2 separate regions of the Homo sapiens genome follow, and region 1 is linked to region 2. Evidence: read pairs that join two places in POLR2A ChIA-PET (ENCODE). Cell type or tissue: GM12878. All regions are shown on one strand. Each heading gives the region's core, and the rest is flanking DNA. Links, peaks and the distances in the headings are about the cores only. Region 1 overlaps PHLPP2 (PH domain and leucine rich repeat protein phosphatase 2). Region 2 overlaps LOC124903714 (a long non-coding RNA gene).

The links. ChIA-PET counts read pairs that join two places held together with the same protein. Peaks named below come from ENCODE experiments on the same cell type or tissue, not always from the same donor. Only the 100,000 strongest peaks of a DNase experiment are listed, where the experiment ranks them.
Region 1: POLR2A ChIA-PET joins it to region 2 with 5 read pairs; 3 of 35 experiments call an interaction of 5 or more read pairs at or near these places.

Annotation. Positions count from the first base shown.
Region 1 is chr16:71,702,371-71,714,700 of GRCh38, reverse strand. PHLPP2 (PH domain and leucine rich repeat protein phosphatase 2) reads left to right here. Exons shown (of 19, transcript NM_015020.3): 2 at 1-189; 3 at 11,970-12,103. Among named protein-coding and RNA genes, the nearest start is that of SNORA70D, 9.8 kb to the right of the region's middle. RefSeq lists an enhancer at 6,192-6,820. In GM12878, for the core only: no CTCF peak of the experiment used is centred there; no DNase peak of the experiment used is centred there.
Region 2 is chr16:71,812,196-71,824,525 of GRCh38, reverse strand. It overlaps LOC124903714 (a long non-coding RNA gene), which reads right to left. Exons shown (of 2, transcript XR_007065110.1): 2 at 6,168-6,464. Among named protein-coding and RNA genes, the nearest start is that of AP1G1, 9.5 kb to the right of the region's middle. RefSeq lists an enhancer at 6,179-6,228. In GM12878, for the core only: no CTCF peak of the experiment used is centred there; DNase peaks (open chromatin) are centred at 6,295 and 7,745; H3K4me3 peaks cover 1,957 bases; H3K27ac peaks cover 3,362 bases.

The DNA.
Region 1 (12,330 bases), core at 4,882-9,881, 110 kb after region 2:
TGTTTACCTTTATGGAGCAGACACTACCACTGCCACTACAACCACCACCACCTCCTCTTCCTCTTCCTCCTCCTCCTCTTCCTCTGACTTACATCTCGTCCTTTGCACTGTAGAGACACCAGCATCAGAAATATGTGCTGGAGAGGGAAGAGAAAGTCTTTATTTACAGCTTCATGGAGACCTGGTCAGGTGAGGTCTCAGTTTTACCACTCTAATTCTACCGTAATATAAATAATAATGTGTTTCTGCTTAGAACTGGACTTTAGGATTTTAATTCTGCCGGAACTGATGTTGATTACGGACTCACTGGGCTTCAAGATTTGTCCTTGGAAGGCTGACTTTATGAATCTTGAATTTAAAAACTATTGACCAAGGAAAATTTGAGAGTTCTTTGATTTGGAATACACCATAGGTCAGATATCTAAATTTAAAAATAAGTATTTTAAAAGTTAAATTTTTTTGGCTGGGCACAGTGGCTTATGCCTATAATCCCAGCACTTGGGGAGGCTGAGGTGGGTGTATCACTTGAGGTCAGGAGTTCGAGACCAGCCTGGTCAACATGGCGAAACCCTGCTGCTACTAAAAATATAAAAATTAGCCAGGCATGGTAGTGCGCACCTGTAATCCCAGCTAGTCAGGAGGCTGAGATATGAGAATCTCTTGAACCTGGGAGACCAAGGTTGCGGTGAGCCGAGATCATGCCACTGCACTGCAGCCTGGGTGACAGCAAGACACTGTCTCAAAAAAAAAAAAAAGAAAAGTTGTTGTTTTTTTTTTGAAAAGTGTAAATAGAATGAAATTTTTAAAAAGGGTATAGAGTGAGAAGTACTTTTCTGTCCCTCATTCCCCAACTACCCAGGCCTGTTCTTGATAGTTATTACCAGCTTCTTTATGCACGCTAGGAATATTCTGTTAAATTATAAGCATATATGTGCCCATGCGTGAGTATGTGTCTCTACATATATTATAAATTTTAAAACTCATGGTGCTGTATGCAACACATTATTGACTTAATATCTTTTAGAGATCTTTCCATGTTAAAATTTATATAGTTGTCACTTATTTAATGGCTGCAGTAGTGTTCAATTTTGAGTCTACTATAATTTTAGCCAGTCTTCTATTAATGGACATTCAAGTTGTTACCAGTTTTTTGCTACTACAAGAAGTGCTGCAGTGAGTATCCATGTACCTGTGGTATCTCTCATATGTGAGAGTCTGTATGATAAACTCCTAGAAGTGGAACTGCTGGGTCAAAGGATATTAGTATTGTTAATTTTCATAGTTACTGTCAAATTCTTCTTCATAGAGGTTATATTTCCATCAGAAATATGAAAGTATATCTATTTTCTCCTTACTTTCTCAAAAATATGTTAGTAGTAAATTTTATGTATAAATAGAGGCACATACACATGAATGAGCTCAGACTTGCTCTTAAATAGAAATGATTGTTAAAAGTTTTAAAATTAGAGAATCATAAAGTCAGCATTCCAACGACAAATCTTTTTCTAGGCCAAGTGACTTAGATTTCTGCAAATGTGAGAGGAATTTTGTTGTTTTGTTATTTTAATTTTCATTTCTCTTAATGAGCATATTTTCATGGGTTTAAAAGCCATTTGTGTGTTGAAAAATTTTTATGCAAATGTGAAGAAAATATTTTTATAATAGTCTTATACTATGCATGTGAACTCTTTGATTCAGCTTTTTAAAGAAAATCGCTGTTAGTTCTTTGAATTAGTTGTCAAATAAGAGGTCTTTAAATGCCTGACCATGATTTTTCTCCTTTCTGCATTTCCTGTCATTGAAAAAGTGTCTTGAAACAGAATTCAAAGCTGTGGATTTAATACTGTTGAAAGTGAAAAGGAAGCTCCCACTTACACCTTAAAAGTGTGGTAATAATAGTAACACCTTTAGCTGAGCTAAAATTTGATGTCATTTTTAAAGTCTAAACTGAGATCTACTATGTGTTCCTTTTAGGATTTGGACTAATTCCTGAAAAAGTAGATTAGCATTTGAATGTTTTCCTTGTTCACCAGTTTACTACATTTGCTAAATCCATTTGTAAAACGAAAGGATCAGACTGGGTGATCCTTAGGCTTTTCTAAGTCTTAACACTGATTCTGATCTAATTTTATCAGGTGGAAAGCCTTGACCTATATTATATCTGGTAGTGATTGATTAACTTATTTAAGTATATGGTGTATTCATTTGTATAGTAATGTTTATGTATACAAAGATATTAGAAATACGAAGAAAACCCCACTGGAATGGCTTGCTACTAGTAGTTGTGTAATTAGTTAAGAATCCGAATGTGATAGTTTATTTACTTATGTGTTTATTTACTTATGTGCCCTGTAGCCTTCATCATTTATAATGAAATAGCCCTTTGAAGGTATAATTGATTAGAAAATAATGAAAGCACTATTGAACTGTGGTTTCAAAGAATGAATATATTTTCATTGCTGGAGTAGGAGCTCAATAACTTTTATCCAGCTAAGGATGATGATGATGGTAGATTTCAGCTAACATTAAGTGCTTTCATGTGTTGGTATGCTTAGTGCTTTATGCACATTTTCTCATTAAATCCTCACAATAACTCCAAGGGAGGTAGTATCGTTGCTTTTAGATGAGGAAGATTGAGGCCTTGAGAGAGATTCAGTAACCTGCTCAAGGACAGGCAGGTACTGCCCTGCAGTTGGAATGCCTGAATCATTCAAGGTAGATGATGGACTTCTTTCTGAGTAAAGGCCAGCTGTGACAGGAACTGGCGCAGCAGTGACACTTCCTCAGTTTCACTATTTAATCATGCTTATTTCAAGATTGTTTTTAGATCTGTTACTCAGCTGTTACTTGTTTATGATCAGTTTTACATTATCTAATCAAGGGAGTATTTTCTGCGTAAAAGCCCTTTGTCAGATAGTTGACAATCTAAGGCATTATCTTTTTAAGGAACTTTTTGCTGATTACTGAAGTATGTTCACCGAAGAAATTTTGGAAAATGAAAAAGCATAAAGAGAAATGATAATCAATGCTTATGCTTTATGTAAATTACCTCATTTAATCCTCACAACCATCTTGTGAGGTAGACGCTGTCCCCATTTTATAAATGAGGAAATTAAAGTTTCACAGGGTTAAGCATCTCATCTAAGTGCAATCGGCTACTAAGTGGTAGAGCTGGAGTTTGAATCCTGGCATTCTTATACTACGTCTGTCTTCTGTATTGCCTCCCCATAGTAACATTATTTTTACCCAGATCTTTTTTCAATCCCACATACTTTTAAATATTTATGTATTTGGGCTCACATCATATTCAGTTTTATATCCTGTCTCCTGTCTACTTAGTGGATCATCTTAATTCCTTTTTTTTTTTTTGAGACGGAGTTTCACTCTTGTTGCCCAGGCTGGAGTGCAGTGGTGCGATCTCGGCTCACTGCAACCTCTGCCTCCTGGGTTCAAGCGATTCTCCTGCCTCAGCCTCCTGAGTTGCTGGGATTACAGGCATGAGCCACCACACTTGGCTAATTTTCTGTATTTTTAGTAGAGACGGGGTTTCTCCATATTGGGCAGCCTAGTCTCAAATTCCTGACCTCAGGTGATCTGCCCGCCTCGGCCTCCCAAAGTGCTGGGATTACAGGCATGAGCCACCGTGCCCGGCTGGATCATCTTAATTTCATGGTGTCATTAGAAATTCTTTAGACACCAGTTTTAATAGTTACAGAATATTCCTCTGTATGGATATACTATAAATTGAGACATAATATGCAGCAATGGTTTAGAGATTGGATTCTGGAATGAGAGTGTATGGGTTCAAATCCTGGCTTCGACAGTTACTATGCAGGATATATAATGCTCTGTGCTTCAGTGTAGTAATCTGTAAAATGGAAGATGATAATATTTACATTGTTGAGTTGTCATGAGGATTAAATTATAAATGATATGAAGATTAAATGAATTAATATTTGTAGTGCTGCTTAAACTGTCCACCTGTGGGGCTTGTTCAAGTACAGATTCTGATTCAGTAGGTTTAGGTGGAGCCTGAGAATGTACATTTCAATTAAGCTCCTAAGAGATGTGCTGTACTTCAGATAGCAATAAAGTACTTAGATTGATGTCTGGCACCTAACAAGTGCTCAATAAATATTACCTATTTCAGTTGTCTGAAATCATGCAAGTCTTAGAATTGGTGTTGCATTGACTAAACCATTGCCCATGTATTGTCACATTGCTGATTTCCCTAGGCTAGGTCCTGGAAATGGGATTACTGGGATTAAAATTACCCCACGTTTTCTCTGAGTTATTCATTACTACTTTATGTTTTTTTTAACCATGAGTTATCACTTGACTATAACTCAAGAATTACTAATTTATAGAATTTTAGCACTTGAGGAAACCTTAGAGAGATCATCTGGTGGTGAAACTAAATCTACCCTGTAACCCTCCCACCTTGCCATTTGGAAATATGTGTGGGGACAGGGTTTTTTGGTTGTCATAACTGCTGGGAAGAGTTACAGAATTTAGGTGGCAAGGTCCAGAGAGACTTATTGAAATGTGTGTGTGCCAAGTGCAGTGGCTCAAGTCTGTAATCCTAGCACTTTGGGAGGCCAAGGCAGAAGGATTGCTTGGGCTCAGGAGTCCTAGATCAGCCTGGGCAACATGGTGAAGCCCCGTCGCTACCAAAAATATTAATATAAAAAATTAGACAGGCATGGTGGTGCACACCTGTGGTTCCAGTGCGCGCACTTCTTGGGACGCTGAGGTAGGAGAATCGCTTGAGCCTGGGAGGCGGAGGTTGCAGTGAGCCAAGATTGCACCACTGCATTCCAGCCTGGGCGACAGAGAGATCCTGTCTCAGAAAAAAAAGAAAAAGAAAAATGTGTGTGGGACAACCTTGTACAGCCAAGGATTTTCCTGTCCCAAAAGTCAGAAACTTCCCCATTAGGAATCACTGAGGCCATTTCCCTCAGTGAAAACAGACTCAGAGGGTTCAGGTTGAATGCACATTCCTGCAGCTGGCTGGTGATAGATTGGTCTTGTCTCTCAATCTGCTGCTACTTACAATTAAAATATTTGGCTTGTCTTTTCTATTGAACTGTTTCGAGTGATAAAAATGACTCACTAGTGAAGCTTAGTGTAATCATTGCCTCCTGTCTGAAAAGTTGTTAAGATCATTTGTGATAAAATGGATTGCCCTTTGGCTGATGGTCATATACTTTTATTCTTAGTCATCGAAATAACCAACTGTTTTTCTTTTTTTTTAATTTTTATTTTTTCATTAACCAGATGAGAAGAGAAACTAAGATTTCTAAATAGTCAGTAGCTATCTTTTAAAATTAGTTTAGAACCAATAGGGTGTGTATAACAGAAAATAGCACCCTTGGGATTTGGGATGCTGAGTTCTGATTCCCATTTGCTGAGTCACTAAAATTTTGTTTGCCATATTTTGAAATTATAAAGGTGGAATGAAACATCCTGTTTTAGGATACATACTGAACTGATTACCACTGAATAGGGGAAAGGGAGTTTTTTTTCCTACATGTTTTTGTGCTATTTAAAAATTTTAAAAGAATGCATTATATGTTACAAAATTGGAATATAGGTAAATAATTTTCTTTATTTTGAAACATTTTTTATCCATTTTAAAACTTCTGAAATCAGCATATATATTAGAGTTGATGGTAGGTTATAGTTTAATTGGCAGAATTTTTTAAAATTTATTTTTCTTTTTTTAAAAAAATAGAGATTGGATCATGCTATGTTGTCCAGGCTGGAGTACTGTGGCTATTCACAGGCCCTATCATAACACACTACAACCTTGACCTCCTGGGCTCAAGTGATTCTCCTGTCTCAGCCTCCTGAGTAGCTGGGACTACAGGGGCACGCTGCTGCATCTGGCTAGATTTTTCTTTTTTTTGGTTTCTGAGATGGAGTCTCATTCTGTTGCCCAAGCTGGAGTGTAGTGGCACAATCTCAGCTCACTGCAACATCCGCTTCCTGGGTTCAAGTGATTCTCATGCCTCAGCCTCCCGAGTAGCTGGGACTACAGGCGCGCAACACCAGGCGCAGCTAATTTTTGTATTTTTAGTAGAGACGGGGTTTCACCATGTTGGCCAGGATGGTCTTGATCTCTTTGTCAGGGACATCCGTGCGAAGAGACCACCAAACAGGCTTTGTGTGAGCAATAAAGCTTTTTAATCACATGGGTGCAGGCGGGCTGAGTCGGAAAAAGGAATCAGCAAAGGGAGATGGGGTGGGGCAGTTTTATAGGATTTGGGTAGGTAGTGGAAAATTACAGTCAACCTGCTCTTGCGGGCAGGGTTGGGGGTTACAAGATGCTCAGTGGAGGAGCTTCTGAGACTCATTGTCCAGGAGAAGGAATTTCACAAGGTAATGTCATCAGTTAAGGCAGGAGCCGGCCATTTTCACTTCTCTTGTGGTTCTTCAGTTGCCTCAGGCCATCTGGATGTGTACAGGCAGTCTTGGGCTCAGAGGCTTGACATTCCTGTCTTTTTATATTAATAAGAAACACAAAACAAAACAGTGGTGGAGTATTGGGATGGCAAAAATGTTTGGGGGTGGTATGGAGAGATAATGGGCGATGTTTCTCAGGGCTGCTTCGAGCAGGATTAGGGGCGGCGTGGACACCTTAAAGAAAGGCTTTGACCTGGTGATTCACCCACTGCTGCTTCCCAAAGTGCTCGTATTACAGGGGTGAGCCACTGTGCCCTGCCGATTTTTCTTAATGGTTATTCTGACACCAGCTGGCTTGCTGTAATACAGATCTGACACTGACTGCCAGAGTTAGTGCAGAATTCACAAGTTAAAGGGCAAGGCCCCAGCAAGACTGCCCTTCAGACTCCAGCTGCACTTCTGACCAACTGTCTGCAAGGAAGAACTTGGCAGAACTCAGGAAGGTGCTATACTTACAATTACAGTTTTAGCTTGATGCAAATCAGCACCAGCCAACTGAAGAGACACATAGGGTGAGGTCTAGAAGAGTCCCAAATACAGAACTTTGTACCCTCTCCCAGTGGAATCAAGGCCTGTCACCCTCCTACCATATCGAACAGTTCATCAGCTGGGAAACTCCACTGGTGTTCAGTACAATGTTTTTATTGGGGAATCATTATGAAGGCATAATTGGTTGAATCTTTGACCTCATGATTCAACTCAGTCTCCAGCCCCCTGTGCTTCCCCACCCAGGTCAGGGTGGCTCAGAGCCCCAACCCTCTAATCACATGGTGGTTGGTCTTTTCTGGTGACCAGCCGCTGTCCTGAGTCTTCTCATCTCTTAGCATAAACTGGGGGGTGATCCAAGGGGGTCATGAATAACAAAGACACTCCTATTATTCAGGAAATGCTAAGGATTAGAGTCTCCTCACAGGAACCAGGGACAAAGACCAGCTGTATTCTTTATTATTCAGCAGTGGTGCGTAAAAAATGGTGTATCTTGGCCGGGCGCGGTGGCTCACTCCTGTAATCCCAGCACTTTGGGAGGCCGAGGCGGGCGGATCACGAGGTCAGGAGATCGAGACCATCCTGGCTAACACGGTGAAACCCCGTCTCTACTAAAAATACAAAAAAATTAGCCGGGCGAGGTGGCGGGCGCCTGTAGTCCCAGCTACTCGGGAGGCTGAGGCAGGAGAATGGCGTGAACCCCAGGGGGCGGAGCCTGCAGTGAGCCGAGATTGCGCCACTGCACTCCAGCCTGGGCGACAGCAAGACTCCGTCTCAAAAAAAAAAAAAAAAAAAAAAAAAAATGGTGTATCTTTTAAATCATGATATATTGGACTTAATGAAATAATGGTAATTTTAAAACATAGCTTTTTTAGGTTTCTTGGTGTGAATAAGTTAACACATAAAGTGGTTTGAGCTCTCTTCTGCTTAATTTATTTTAACTATATATAAAATAATTTGGTTTTCCTGAAAAGAACCTAGGTTTTATGAAACCGACACAGGTTCCTACCCTGATGTCATTATGTACTAATTGTGTGACTCTGAATCTCATTTTTCTTATTTGCAAAATAGACATAGTTTTGTAATAATTAAACATTTTCAGCATAGTGTCAGGTATGAAATAAACATTTGTTGAAGTATCCCTATTGTTTCTATTTGTATTATTATCTATATTACTGATTTTAACATTTGCAGATTTTACCTTTATAGGCAGTCAAGGATTGAGTTTTAATCTGAATTTGATGTAGAACATGGTACTATACTTTGTTAGGGTCTTTGATTCCATGTGTTTGATTTTAATAGTGTATAGTTTGGCCACCCCACTATTAACTAAAACTCTTGTGAAATGATACTTGGAATGAAATTTACTCTTCTTACATATATCTTAACTATAGGGACTGCTTAGAATAACTAATACAGAATGATACTACTCTTGGCTAAGCGGTATAATCTGCTGTTAACAGCATTGCTATGTCCGTTGGCTGGTTTGGAGAGAAATTACCATATGCATATATATTCAAATTTACATGGACTATAGTAGGTCTCACAAGCATTTGAAGCAAACCAAAACTGTTACTCCAAAACTATTGTCTCCTTAAAGCAGTAGTAGAAATAGTTCAAATGCTGAATAGAACTTTTTGTTGCCAGTATTACTTTCTCTCACACCTGTTTTGCAGTATATTATTTCCCTTTGATTGGTGAGAGATTTAACAAATAGCTAATTACCAGATTCTTAAACTTTTGGAACTTTGAAACACAAAATTGAACTGTAAGCACATTATAGCATTTCCCTCCCCAATACTGTCTACTTTTTTCAGCAGAAGAGTTTAATGAGTAAATGGAATTAGTCCTTCATTTTACTTGTTTTTGTACTTCTTGAAATATTACTTGTTTACTTAGAAGAAAGAAAATACTTTCTTACGGTAGATATGTATAAGGAGGTCTGGGTGTGGTGGCTCATGCCTGTAATCCCAGCACTTTGGGAGGCCAAGGCGGGCAGATCATGAGGTCAGGGGTTTGAGAGCAGCCTGGCCAGTATGATAAAACCCTGTCCCTACTAAAAATACAAAAATTAGCTGGGCATGGTGGCGTGGGCCTGTAGTCCCAGCTACTCGGGAGGCTGAGGCAGAAGAATTGCTTGAACCTGGGTGGCAGGGGTTGCAGTGAACCAAGATCGCACCACTGCACTCCAGCCTGGGCAACAGAGCGAGACTTCGGCTCAAAAAAAAGAAAAAGAAAAAGAAAAAGAAAAAAAAGACATGTGTAAGGAGGGTTTCCAAAATCTACAGAGCCTTTTTAGGCCAGGAAATTTGGTTGTGTAAAATATGTCAGAATTAGGATGCTTCCATTTCTTTCAGTTTTCTAGAGAGAAATAGAAAAATTGAGCACTCGAGATTTAGCCTGAAAGTATAATTGTTTGTTGGTCCTGAATACGTGGTCCTTATATGGAATTATAGTGTTTAAATACACTGAACTGTAGGGGTCAGGTAGAATTTGTATTATATTAGGAAGGTGCCTTAGATACCTCATAGACCCTTGATTTCTGAAATGCCCTGAAGATCATCTGGCCCCGTTTGGTTCTTACAGGTGTTTCTTCTAAAATGTCTGTGACAGATGGCTCTCCAGGTCTCTCTGAACAGTTCTGAGAGGCAGTTCATTTCATGGTTGAGCATCTCTAATGGTTAAAATTCTTCCTCATGTTTAGCTTAAATCTACCTATGCACCTTCTCATTGTTCTGAGTCCCATTCTTTGGAGCAGTACAGAGTTAAGTCCAATCCGTCTGAACATTTGAAGATCTGTCTCTTTATATCCTTACTCTCCTTGTCTTGAAGTTAATCCTCCATCAGTTTATTCATATTATATGGTTAGTTGACCTCTCTCCAGGATGCAGTTTATTAAAAGTCCCCCTTAAAACGTGTCTTTCTCTCAGAAGAATCCCACCATTGTGCTGGGAAAATGCCTAAGATTGTCATAGACAATGAGTTTTGTAAATTTTGGTTTTGTTTGGCTAGGGATTAATTGTAATTGATGTCTACATAATCTGAAAAGTTTATTTCCCATTTCTCTTTAATTCAATCTTTATTGGTCGTTACAGGCTTTTTTTTCTTTGATCATTCCCCATGTAGCAGTTCATTCTGAGTTTATGTGATAGTTTCTGGAAGCTAAAATACTGAACTGAGCAGTCAGGAGAGGCCAGGTGGTTGTTTTATTTTTGTCTTTTTTGTACATCAGTATGATTTCTGTTCCAAAATTATCATTTTGTTACAGTTGTTTATGTTCAGCTTTGTAGTTGTTTATGTTCAGCTTGTTGCCAACAGCATTTTCTAGTTCTTAAACTACAAAATGCAGACATCATTCATATGTTTTTGTCATGATGGGAAATGCATCATGTTTCTTATAGTTATTAATACTATAATTATTAAGTTTTTTTTTTTTTTTTTTGAGACAGAGTCTCACTGTCGCCCAGGCTGGAGTGCGGTGGCACCATCTCGGCTCACTGCAAGCTCTTCTCCCAGGTTCATGCCATTCTCCTGCCTCAGCCTCCCGAGTAGCTGGGACTGCAGGTGCCCGCCACCATGCCTGGCTAATTTTTTTGTATTTTTAGCAGAGATGGAGTTTCACCATGTTAGCCATCTCCTGACCTCGTGATCCGCCCGCCTCAGCCTCCTGAAGTGCTGGGATTACAGGCGTGAGCCACTGCGCCCGGCTATTCTTAAGTTTTCTGAACAGGTTCTTAACAGGTTCTTTAAATGTTCTTTCAGACCTTTTGAACACATACGGACTTTCCTGTGCTTGCTTTTGGTTGTTGTTTGAGATGGGAGAAATACTCTATTTTTATTCTAAAATTGATTCCAATCTTAAAATTTTTTAGAATAATAATTGTCAGTATCTTACTGAACACTTACTACATGTGAGATATTTTGCTAAGCACTTTTCATACTATATAGTATCTTGTTGAAAGTAAATAAATAAATTTAAACATCTTATGAGTTAGGTATTGTTGCTATTCCCATGATACTGATGAGGATTTAAAACAGTGAGAGTAAATATACTGGGGCATGCAGTTGGTAAGTGGCAGGACTAAGACTTGAACCCAGGCAGTTGACTGTTGGAGCCTATACGTTTAGCCACTGTATTTATAACTGTTTGGTTTCTGGTAAAAGCATTATAAAAGAGCTGTCTTGCTATTATGACTATTATAGCCCCTTCTATCAAAATGCACATTCATCACTTTTGTTTTTTTTTTAAATATTTTTCAGTATTTTAAGTCTGTGATTTAAAATACAGTGTCACCAGAGGCCACAAGTGATTGCAGGACATTCTGGTTTTACCTTAGCTTTCAATTAGGACCATGTAGTAGAATGATCTTTAGGGAGTTATTTTAAGGTGAATTAATAAATGGAAATTCTCAATTTTAATTTCTAATTTGGTAAATATCAATAGATATAACACATGTAAACAAAAGCTCTTTGTGATCCCCAAAGTATAAAGGGGTCCTGACACCAAAAAGTTAAAAAAACACTTGTTTAGATTAGTTGTATCATAGAATATTAAAGAAAAACTTGACCTAGGAATAAAAATCAAGAGCAGATTTTGTATGTTGAGTTACTACTCAGCCATGAAAAAGGAATGAAGTCATGTCTTAATGTAGCAACATGGATGGACCTGGAAGTCATTATCTTCAGTGAAATAACTCAGAAACAGAAAGTCAAATACTACCTGTTCTCTCTTACAAGTGGTAGCTAAATAATAGAGTGTGGGGTAATAGACATTGGAAAAGCAGAAGGGTGTGAGGGTGGGGTGGGAGTGAAGGATGAGAAATTACTTAATGAATACAATATACATGATTCAGGTGAGGATTACACTAAAAGCCCAGACTTCACTACTAAGCAGTATATTCATGTGACAGAATAGCACTTGTACCCCTGAAATTTATACAAATAAAAATACTAAAAAATTAAATGAACCATTTTTATTACTTACCAAATATATATATTTTTTTGAATTGTGTAATCAGGAGACTGGAACCTACTGAACGACCTCTTCAGATCGTTTATGATTACTTATCCAGGCTGGGATTTGATGATCCTGTGCGCATACAGGAGGAGGCTACAAATCCTGACCTCGGCTGTATGATTCGATTTTATGGTGGTAAGAATTTATCAGTGGCTTTGTATGTTAACTACTTTTAGGTTGATCATTTGTGCCTCTTATCTGCCGTCAGCTTTTTAAAGGTATTTTATCAAAAGCTAGTTTTAAGCCAATTAACTAACGTAGTTAACACCAACCAAACAACAACAAAAGCCAAGAGGTCAGGGGTAAGGGAACACTTTAAAAATATCTTCTCTTTTTATTTTTGCTCATTTTGCACTTGTATT
Region 2 (12,330 bases), core at 5,374-10,373:
TTCAATTCATATAATATGGAAAACAATTTACTTTTATGTTGAAAATAGTATTAAGTCCAGGTGCAGTGACTCACGCCTGTAATCCCAGCACTTTGGGAGGTGGAGGCGGGTGGATCACCTGAGGTCAGGAGTTCAAGACCAGCCTGGTCAACATGGTGAAACCCATCTCTACTAAAAATACAAAATTAGCCTGGCATGGTGGCACATACCTGTAATCCTAGCTACTCGGGAGGCTGAGGCAGGAGAATCATTTGAATCCAGGAGGCGGAGGTTGCATTGAGCCGAGAGCGCATCATTGCACTCCAACCTGGGCAACAAGAGTGAAACTCTGTCTCAAAAAAAAAAAGAAAAAGAAAAAAGAAAGAAAATAGTATTAAAACTTTGGGTGGGTATGGGGGCTCACACCTATAATCTCAGCATTTTGCGATGCCAAGGCAAGAGAATCATTTGAGCCCAAGAGTTTGAGACCAGCCTTGGCGACATGGGGAAACTTCATTTCTACAAAATATAAAAATAAATTAGCTGGACGTGATGGTGTGTTCCTGTGGTCCCAGCTATTCTGGGGTCTGAGGTGGGAGGATCTTGAACCCAAGGGGTCAAGGTTGCAGTGAGCCACGATCGCATCACTGCACTCCAGCCCTCGTGACAGAGCAAGACCTTTTCTCAATAAAAAAGAAAACCTCACAAAATATGTATACATAAATCTGAAGAGGTCAAATAAATAAAAACTAAAGAGCTGTAGGCACTAATTTTCTTCACTTTTTCTTCCTTCAGCATAAAGAGAACTTCTTTGATTACTTTGCTAGGCTTTTTTTGTTTGTTTGTTTGTTTTTACTTCAAAATTTTCCTCATTACTTGCTAGGCATTTCTGAGCCTGAAGCTCTTTTTCTGAGACTTTATATTTCAGACATAATCCAAGTCTGATTTTCTTGTTGAAATTATTTGTCTCAACCACACCTTGTATATTGCTCAGCTTCTATTCTCGAAAGTCGAGTCCTCTGATTTAAAAATAAAACAAAGAAAACTTTATTAAGGAAAATTTTAGATACTGCCTTTATAAAATTAGTATTACATATGAACTCCCATGTACCTATCATTCAGTTTCAATAGTTATCAATATTCTGCTGCTCTTATTTCATCTATCTCTTCTCAACTTTTCTTTTCTTTTCCTTTTTTTTTCTTGAGTTGGAGTTTCGCCCTGTCACCCAGGCTGGAGTGCAGTGGTGCCATCTCGGTTCACTGCAAGCTCCACCTCCCGGGTTCACACTATTCTCCTGCCTCAGCCTCCCGAGTAGCTAGGACTACAGGCACCTACCACCACGCCTGGCTAATTTTTGTATTTTTAGTAGAGACAGGGTTTCACTGTGTTAACCAGGATGATCTCGATCTCCTGACCTCGTGATCCACCCGCCTTAGCCTCCCAAAGTGCTGGGATTACATGCGTGAGCCACCGCGCCCGGACTCTTCTTAACTTTTCTGGGGGAGAAAGCAGAGGAAGAATTTAAGCAAATGTGAGAAATTATATAATTGCAACTGTAAATACTTCATTACATATCTCTAACACATATCCTTTGTTTAACATAAAACAATGTCATTATTCTCATTATAATGAAAATAAGTCCTGGCCAGGCACGGTGGCTCACACCTGTAATCCCAGCACTTTGGGAGGCTGAGGCGGGTGGATCATGAAGTCAGGAGTTCAAGACCAACCTGTCCAACATGGTGGAACCCTGTTTCTACTAAAAATACAGAAATTAGCTGGGCGTGGTGGTGCGCGCCTGTAATCCCAGCTACTCAGGAGGCTGAGGCAGGAGAATTGCTTGAACCCGGAAGGCGGAGGTAGCAGTGAGCCGAGATCACACCATTGCATCCCAGCCTGGGTGACAAGAGTGAGACTCCATCTCAAAATAAATAAATAAATAAAATAAAATATAAATAAAAGAAGTCCTTAATATCATATAATATTCATCTATATATTAAATTTATCCAACTGTCAAAAATGAATTTTGCAGTTATTTTGTGAAATCAAGATCCAAAAAGATCCACATATTGTATTTGGTTGATATGTATCTGAAGTCTTTTAATCTTCAACACTTCCTTTTTTTCCCATTACTCCTTTTCCCCTCTCTGTTTATTTATTGGAGAAGGTGCCTTCTGATTTTTTTTTTTTTTTTTTTTTGAGATGGAGTTTTGCTCTTGTTGCCCAGGCTGGAGTGCAATGGCGCAATCTCGGCTCACTGCAACCTCTGCCTCCTGGGTTCAAGCGATTCTCCTGCCTCAGCGTCTCGAGTAGCTGGGATTACAGGCATGTGCCACCATGCCCGGCTAATTTTGTATTTTTAGTAGAGACGGGGTTTCTCCATGTTGGTCAGACTGGTCTTGAACTCCCGACCTCAGGTGATCCGCCTGCCTCAGCCTCCCAAAGTGCTAGGATTACAGGTGTGAGCCACTGCGCCCGGCCGCCTCCTCTGATTTTATTAAACAAACATCTTTCACAAATAGCATCTCCAGGTTCAAAGACAAAACATTTCCTGGGTTCTTATATGAGGCCATACATGACAGAAGCAGCAAGACCTATGGTCACTCTAAGGCTAATTGTTAGAAAGCACTAAAAAAAAAACTTCACCCCAAACAGGCCAGGCGCGGTGGCTCACGCCTGTAATCCCAGCACTTTGGGAGGCTGAGGCGGGCGGATCTCGAGGACAGGAGATTGAGACCATCCTGGCTAACACAGTGAAACCCCGTCTCTACTAAAAATACAAAAACAAAATTAGCCGGGCATGGTGGCGGGTGCCTGTAGTCCCAGCTACTCGGGAGGCTGAGGCAGGAGAATGGCATGAACCTGGGAGGCGGAGCTTGCAGTGAGCCAAGGTGGCAGCACTGCACTCCAGCCTGGGGACAGAGGCAGACTCCATCTCAAAAAAAAAACAAAAAACAAAAAAACTTCACCCCAAACAGGAAGGAAGCTCGACTGTGATAATGGGTAACTAAATTTCTATTCATTTTAAGAGATATTTATTGAAGGCCTACTATGTGCGAAATATGCATTTGTAACACAAACCAATTACTTCCCAGTGATCTTTTTTCTTTTCTTTTCTTTTTTTTTTTTTGAGGCAGGGTCTTGCTCTGTTGCCCAGGCTGGAGTGCAGTGGCACAGTCTTGGCTTACTGCAACCTCTGCCTCCCGAGTAGCTGGGATTACAGGTGCGCGACACCATGCCCAGTTAATTTTTGTATTTTTAGTGGAGACGGGGTTTCACCATGTTGGCCAGGCTGGTCTGGAACTCCTGACTTCAGATATCTGCCCTCCTCTACTTCCCACCAGTGATCTTTTTTCTTTCAGAATGATGACTGGAAGAATGATTTCCTTCCTTCATTGGTTCCTGGTAATTATAGAGAATGCTGGTAGAAGTTGGAGTTGTTTAGTATTCACTGAAGATATATATATATATATATATATATATATATATATATATATATATTTTTTTTTTTTTTTTTTTTTTTTTTTTTTTGAGATGGAGTCTTGCTCTGTTGCCCAGGCTGGAGTGCAGTGGCGTGATCTCAGCTCACTGCAACATCCACCTCCCAGGTTCAAGCGATTCTCCTACCTCAGCCTCCCAAGTAGCTGGGATTACAGTTGTGTGCCACAACCCCCGGGTATTTTTTGTATTTTTAGTAGAAACGTGGTTTCGCCATGTTGGCCAGGCTGGTCTGAACTCTTGGCTTCAAGTGACCCTCCCACATTGGCTTCTCAAATTGCTGGGATTACAGGTGTGAGCCACCACACCTGGCCTCATTGAAGATATTTGAGTTGTTATAAGACTATTTATTTTGTCCAAGTACTGTTTCTCACGCCTATAATCCCAGCACTTTGGGAGGTCAAGGAGAGATAATTGCTTGAGTCCAGGAGTTCATGACCAGCCTGGGCAACATGGTGAGACCCCATCTCTATAAAAGAATTAAAAAACAAAAATAGCTGGGCATGGTGGTGCACGCCTGTATTCCTAGCTACTTCGGAGGCTAACGTGGGAGGATGGCTTGATCCCAGGAGGTTGAAGCTGCAGTGAGCCATGATTATGACATTGCATTCCCGTCTGGGCAATGAAGTGAAACTCCCTTTCAAGAAAAAAAGAAAAGAAAAAATAAATAATATATATAAATTTCTTTAGCACTTAGTATGTGCGCAACAAATATTAGTTTCCATTATTTCTTATCTTCTAGTGGACTAAATGTTAGTGATTCTGTGAGACTGGAGAGGCTAGAAAAGAAGGCCAAAATATTATTATTTTTTGGTTTCTTGCGTAACTAGCTTTTGTTTGTTTTTATTTTTTATTTTTTGAGACAGGGTCTTACTCTGTCGCCCAGGCTGGAGTACAGTGGCTTGATCACTGCTCACTGCAGTCTTTACCTCCCCCAGCTCAGGTGATCCTCCCATCTCAGCCTCCTGAGTAGCTGGGACTACAGGCAGGCATCAACACACCTGGTTAATTTCCTCCCTCCCTCCCTTCCTTCCTTCTTTCCTTCCTTCCTCTCTCTCTCTCTCTCTCTCTCTCTCTCTCTCTCTCTCTGTCTTTCTTTCTTCCTTTCGAGATGGAATCTCGCTCTGTCGCCCAGGCTGGAGTGCAGTGGCACTATCTCGGCTCACTGCAACTTCTGACTCCCAGATTCAGGAGATTCTCCTGCCTCAGCCTCCCAAGTAGCTGGGACTACAGGTGCATGCCAACACGCCTGGCTAATTTTTTGTATTTTTAGTAGAGACGGGGTTTCACCGTGTTAGCCAGGATGGTCTCAATCTTCTGACCTCGTGATCTGCCCTCCTCAGCCTCCCAAAGTGATGGATTACAGGCGTGAGCCACTGCATCTGGACTTTTTTTTTTTTTTTTTTGAGACGGAGTTTCACTCTTGTTGCCCAGGCTGGAGTGTAATGGCACGATCTCTGCTCACTGCAGCCTCTGCCTCCCGAGTTCAACCGATTCTCCTGCCTCAGCCTCCCGAGTAACTGGGATTACAGGCATGCACCACCACGCCTGGCTAATTTTTGTATTTTTAGTAGAGACAGGGTTTCACCATGTTGGCCAGGCTGGTCTCGAACTCCTGACCTCAGGTGATCTGCCCACCTCAGCCTCCCAAAGTGCTGGGATTACAGGCATAAGCCACCACGCCTGGCTTCTTTAGTATTTTTTGTAGAGACAGGGTTTCGCCATGTTGCCCAGGCTGGTCTTGAACTCCTGGACTCAAGCAATCCTCCCACCTCAGCCTCCCGAAGTGTTAGGATTATTGGCATGAGCCACCACACCTGGCCCATTTTTCCTTTTTCTTTTTCTTTTTTTTTTTGAGACGGAGTCTCCCTCTGTACCCCAGGCTGGAGTGCAATGGTGCGCGATCTCCGCTCACTGCAAGTTCCGCCTCCCGGGTTCACACCATTCTCCTGCCTCAGCCTCCCGAGTAGCTGGGACTACAGGCACCCGCCACCACGCCCGGCTAATTTTTTTTTTGCATTTTTAGTGGAGACGGGGTTTCACCGTGTTAGCCAGGATGGTGTTGATCTCCTGACCTTGTGATCCACCCGCCTTGGCCTCCCAAAGTGCTGGGATTAGGGGTATGAGCCACCGCGCCCGGCCCCATTTTTCTTTTCAATATACTTTATTTTTAAGTTTCGTTTTAGGCTCATACCCAAAAGCCAAATTAATTTTTAGATGTAATTATTGGTTATGCAAAATTTTTGGTTCAGAATTCTCTTTTACATATCCGGGGGAGTTTACATTCCTCCTTTTGCATATGAGAAGGTGATACCTATAAACCAATGACTCTTTAAAAACCCGGTTTGGGGCCGGGCGCGGTGGCTCACGCCTGTAATCCCAGCATTTTGGGAGGCCATGGCGGGCGGATCAGGAGGACAGGAGTTGGAGACCAGCCTGACCAACATGGTGAAACCCTGTCTCTACTAAAAATACAAAAAAATTAGCCAGGCGTGGTGGCACGCGCCTGTAATCCCAGCTACTCAGGAGGCTGAGACAGGAGAATAGCTTGAACCCGGGAGGCAGAGGTTGCAGTGAGCCGAGATTGCAACACTGCACTCCAGCCTGTGTGCCAGAGCGAGACTCCATCTCAAAAAAAAAAAAAAAAAAAAAAAAAAATCAGTTTCATTTTGAATGCTTCATTCTAAGATTTTCCACTCCTCATAAAAGACAAGTTTATTTAAAGAATATGGAGTTAGAGAGAAGATCTTTAGGTCCAGGGCCAGCGACCCGCTTGCATAGCAAACTGCTTGCCTCTCCTTAGAAGTAAGACACCTCACTCTTGGCACATACTTGGGTCCTAGACCATCAGCTGGCATGTGTGGACGGCTTGGCGAAGGAGTTTGTTGTTCCCTGAGTTGGCCTCCAGGGACTGGCTGCCCCAGTTACTGCAGATGTCTTAACACTTCTTGGACGTCCCAGGCTAATTTTAAAGCAACTCATAGAACTGATTTTGGAAGAACAAGTATGAGACTTTGCAATGAAAGGAAAACAAAACAATTTACTATAGATTTTTCTAGACAAATGACGGTGCCCACATTTATACATATTTTCGAGATGAGGTTTCACTATGCTGTCCTAGCTGGTCTCAAACTCCTGGGCTCAAGGGTTTTTCCTGCCTCATCCTCCTGAGTAGCTGGTACTACATGTATGAGCCACTGCTCCTGGCTTAATGGTGTCCATATTAAGGAAATAAAATTACTTGAGTAGAAAACAATGGGTCAGAAATCCTGCTTTGTTTCTAGATGGTGCATTCTCTTCTAGTGACCTTAATTTTGTCATTCCTAACAGGAGAATGGCACCATTTCCTCAATTTGGAATTTAAGTTGATTGCAGTCTCATACCTGGTAAAGTTTTTCCCTCCAAAAGTGCCAAAATAATACAGAATAATTTACAAGTCAAGAAAAACTACTCTAAGAAAAAGAAAATATTGTAACATAAAGCATCTCAGGTGGCACTTTGGGCTGCCTCTTTTTTTTTTTTTTTTTTTTTTTGAGATGGAGTCTCACTCTATTGCCCAGGCTGGAGTGCAGTGGTACAGTCTCGGCTCACTGCAACCTCCACCTCCCGGTTTCAGGTGATTATCCTGGCTCAGCCTCCCAAGTAGCTGGGATTACCGGTGCCTGCAACCACGCCTGGCTAATTTTTGTATTTTTAGAAGAGACAGGGTTTCGCCATGTGGGCCAGGCTGGTCTTGAACTCCTGACCTCAGGTGATCCACCTGCCTTGGCTTCCCAAAGTGCTGGATTACAGACACGAGCCACCGCGCCCGGCCTAGGGCTGCCTCTTTAAAAAAAAAAAATTCTGAAACAAAGAAGAAGGTTGGCAGAAGCTAATGTCCTCCGGGCTTTGGTCTTTACTCTTCTACATATAGCAGAATTCCTAATGCTCTTGGTAAGAGGTCAAAGAGTGTATGGAGTTGGCTGTTGGAATTTTAATTTTTACATCCTTTCTGGCTTTTGTCATAAGTTAAAGATGAATTCCTAAACTCTTGTCTCAGGCCAGCATACATCGTGATTAGGGACTGTGCTTTAAAAGAATTGTGAAAATGCTTTTTGTGAAAACATTACAGAAACAGCAGACAGACTAATTTCTCTCTGTCTTTCAGTCTTATTTATAGATTCGTGTGACTCAAAGGATAACAAAACAGGCCAGTGGAGCCGCCTCTTTGACTCACGTCATTGTATTTCTTACACGGCTGTGCCCCTCTTCACTCTCCTTTCTCGGCTGAGATCTCTGGCACGTGGAGAGGCAGGAAGGGTTCTTTGTGAAAGATGCTAACTGCATTTCTTCAGAGAGAGCTTTCCCCATCTGCTCTAAAGGTCACATGGGCTTCAGCTGCTGATACTGACCGAATCATTTAAGAAACTCACTGTGCCGGATGAGGTGGCTCAAGTCTGTAATCCTAGCACTTTGGGAGGCTGAGGTGGGAGGATCACGAGGTCAGGAGTTCGAGACCAGCCTGGCCAACATGATGAAACCCCATCTCTACTAAAAATACAAAAATTAGCTGGGTGCAGTGGCATACCCCTGTAGTCCTAGCTACTCAGGAGGCTGAGGCAGGAGAATCACTTGAATCCAGGAGGTGGAGGTTGCAGTCAGCCGAGATTGTGTCACTGCACTCCAGCCTGGGCAACATAGCGAGACCCTTTTTTTTTTGTCTCCAAAAAAAAAAAAAAAAAAAAAGAAAGAAAGAAACTCACTGCATCCTAAGCCCAAACAAGACAGTTCCCCTCTAGTACCCCAGATTCCACCAGATACTATGTATTCCAAAAGCCATCTTTCACTGCTCTAGCTCCCAGCAACCTCTCCTTCTTCTGCTCCTTCTGAACTAGAACTTCAGCGACCTCTCCGTTTTCTTCTCTTTCTGAACTAGGACTTATCTGCTGAATGATATCACTGGCTTATTTTATATTTTTGGATTTTTAAAAAATCTCGTTTTCCTCAATGAGATTGTAATTATCTGAAGGATAGGGGCAGTCTCTTTTGTTATGTCTATTACAGATTCTGGTGCACCCAGGACAGTGTGGCATAGGGGAAATAATCAGGTAGCCTGTTTGAATGATTACTATATGGGCTAGAAGACAAATCCAGAGATGGAAGGACTACATTTGAGTCTGGCCTCTACTGTATGAAAGTGTGACCGATCATTTAATCTCTCTGAGCCTCTCCTCCCCTCCCCTCCTCCTTTTGTTTCTCTCTCTCTCTCACTCTTTCTTTTTTTAATATATTTTTTGAGACAGAGTCCTATTCTGCCACTCAGACTGGAGTGCAGTGGTGCAATCATTGCTCACTGCAGCCTTACCTTTCTGGTGTCAAAAAATCCTGCCTTAGCCTTCTGAGTAGCTGGGACTACAGGCACATGCCATGATGTCCAACTAATTAATTTTTTTTTTTTTGAGACAGCATCTCACTTTGTCACCTAGGATGGAATGCAGTGGCGCGATCTTGGCTCACTGCAACCTCTGTCTCATGGGTTCAAGCAATTCTCCTGCCTCAGCCTCCTGAGTAGCTGGGATTACTGGTGCGTGCCACCATGCCCGGCTAATTTTTGTGTTTTTAGTAGAGACAAGGTTTCACCATGTTGGCCAGGCTGGTCTCGAACTCCTGACCTCAAGTGATCCACCCACCTTGGCCTCCCAAAGTGCTGGGATTACAGGCATGAGCCACTGCGCCCAGCCTGAAAATACTTTTGTAAATGTAAGACACACTGTACTACTGTTACTTATAAAGGGCAGTCAGTAAATGCTTTAGTTGAATGATGAGGCGGCACAAAAATTTCAGTATTTACATTCTTATGATGCTTCAGGCTTTTCAAAGTGCTTTCATGTAGCTGATCCCTTTTGCATAACAAGCCACTCTAAATCCATTTTGGAACAGGCAAGACAAATAAATATTGGAAAGCTGAGTAAACAGGCTCAGAGATGTTTAACACCTTGCTCTGGGCAAAAAATGAATTAAACCTAGCCAAGACTGGCATCTAAGTGGTCTGTCTGCTAGCCAATGTTTCTTCAGTTTTATTTTTTGTTGTTGTTCTTTGTTAAATTGTTGTTATTATTATTATTTACTTATTTATTTTCGAGATGGAGTCTTGCTCTATCGCCCAGGCTGGAGTGCAGTGGCGCGATCTTGGCTAACTGCGACTTCTGTGATTTTCAAGTGATTTTCCTGCCTCAGCCTCCCGAGTAGCTGGGATTACAGGTGTACGCCACCATGCCTGGCTAATTTTTGTATTTTTAGTAGAGATGGGGTTTTGCCATGTTGGGAAGGCTGGTTTTGAACTCCTGACCTCAGGTGATCTGCCTGCCTCAGCCTCCCAAAGTAATCATGTTGGGATTACAGGTGTGAGCCACCGTGCCCGGCCTATTCATTGTTAAATTGAAGCAGTCCTCGGTAGTAAACAAAACCATAAAAATAATAATCTTTGGCCAAGCACAGTGGCTCATGCCTGTAATTCCAGCACTTGGGGAGGGTGAGGTGGGAGGATCACTTGAGCCCAAGAATTCCAGACCAGCTTGGCTAACATAGCAAAACCCCGTCTCTACAAAAAAAAAAAAAAAATTAGCTGGGTATGGTGGTATGCACCTGTAGTCCCGGCTGAGGTGGGAGGATCACTTGAGCTCGGGAAGTCGAGGCTGCAGTGAGCTGTGATTGTGCCACTGCACCCCAGCCTGGGCAACAGAGCAACACCTTGTCTCAAAAAAAAAAAAACCAAAATTTTTTTCCTAGTTATTATCTCTTACTAAGTTTGTTTAACACTTTCAGGATATTGTTGTTTTAAAAACAAAAATTGGCCAGGCACGGTAATACCAGCACTTTAGGAGGTGAAGGTGGGCAGATCACCTGAGGTCAGGAGTTCCAGACCAGCCTGGCCAACATGGTGAAACCCCATCTCTACTAAAAATACACAAATTAGCTGAGTGTGGTGGCAGGCACCTGTAATCCCAGCTACTCGAGAGGCTGAGGCATGACAATCTCTTGAACCTGGCAGGCAGAGGTTGCAGTGAGCTGAGATCACGCCACTGTACTCCAGCCTGGGCAACAGAGCAAGACTCTGTCTCAAAATAATAAATAAATAAAATAAAAACAAAAATCCATAAAACTGCATTTTCTTATAAGAATTTTCTTTTTAACTAAAAGAATGGTGTGCTCGTTGCAAAAACAAAATATAATATAATATAATAAAGTAAAAATTATCTGTAATCCCATCATCCAAAAAAGCCATTTTTTTGTTGTTGTTTGTTTTGTTTAAGACGGAGTCTCGCTCTGTCCCCCAGGCTGGAGTGCAGTGGTGCAATCTCTGCTCACTGCAAGCTCCGCCTCCTGGGTTCACACCATTCTCGTGCCTCAGCCTCCCGAGTAGCTGGGACTACAGGCGCCCACCACCACACCCGGCTAATTTTTTGTATTTTTAGTAGAGACGGGGTTGCACCATGTTAGCCAGGATGGTCTTGATCTCCTGACCTCATGATCTGCCTGCCTTGGCCTCCCAAAGTGCTGGGATTACAGGTGTGAGCCACTGCGCCCGGCCCAAAAAAGCCATTTTTAAATTTTAGTTTTGTCCTTCAATTTTTTTCTATGCATGTAAGTTATCAGTAGTAAACAAACCCATAAAAATAATAATCTTTGGCCAATGGCAGTGCCTCACGCCTGTAATTCCAGCACTTTGGGAGGGCAAAGTGGGAGGATCGCATGAGCCCATGAGTTCCAGACCAGCTTGGGTAACATGGCAAAACCGTGTCTCTACAAAAAATTTTTAAAAAAATTAGGCGGGCATGGTGGTATGCACCTGTAGTCCCAGCTACTCAGGAGCCTGAGGTGGCTCAATATACACTTTGCAAGCTCATTTTATAACATTGTTTTATAATATTTCCTTTTAAAGTCTGCCATACTATAATAATAAGGTTTTCATTTTATTGGTAGCATAGTATTACCTTTTATAGATGTGCTGTAATTTATTTATCTGGAATTAGGGATTATGTTTGAGAAGATGGGGAGTAAGCCTTTCTAAACTTAAATCACTAGCCATGGAAACCAAAGATTCCAAGATAATGTGACTATGCTACATATTGGGGCAATTGCTTTTATTTATTTATTTTATTCATTTATTTAAAAGATGAGGAGGCCGGGCATGGTGGCTCATGCCTGTAATCTCAGCCCTTTGGGAGGCCGAGGCAGGTGGATCACCTGAAGCCAGGAGTTCGAGACCAGCCTGGCCAACATGGAGAAACCCTGTCTCTACTAAAATATACAAAATTAGCTGGGCGTGGTGGCGCATGCCTGTAATCCCAGCTACTCAGGAGGCTGAGGCAGGAGAATTGCTTGAACCCGGGAGGTGGAGGCTGCAGTGAGCCGAGATTGTGCCATTGCACTCCAGCCTGGGCAACAAGAGTGAAACTCCGTGAAAGAAAGAAAGAAAGAAAGAGGGGCGGGGAGGGGGGAGGAAGGGAGGAAGGAAGGAAGGAAGAAAGATAGGGTCTCACTATGTTACCTGGGCTGTTCTCAAACTCCTTGGATCAAGTGATCCTCCCACCTTGGCCCCCCGAAGTGCTAGGATTACAGGTGTGAGCCACTGTGCCCAGCTGGGGCAACTGCTTTTAATTTTAGTTGCATGGAAGAAGGGTTTGGTAATTATAAATAAAGATAAATGGCCTGGGCGCGGTGGCTCACGTCTGTAATCCCAGCACTTTGGGAGGCTGAGGCGGGCAGATCATAAGGTCAAGAGATCAAGACCAGCCTGGCCAACATGATGAAACCCCGTCTGTACTAAAAATACAAAAATTAGCCGGATGTAGTGGCACGTGCCTGTAGTC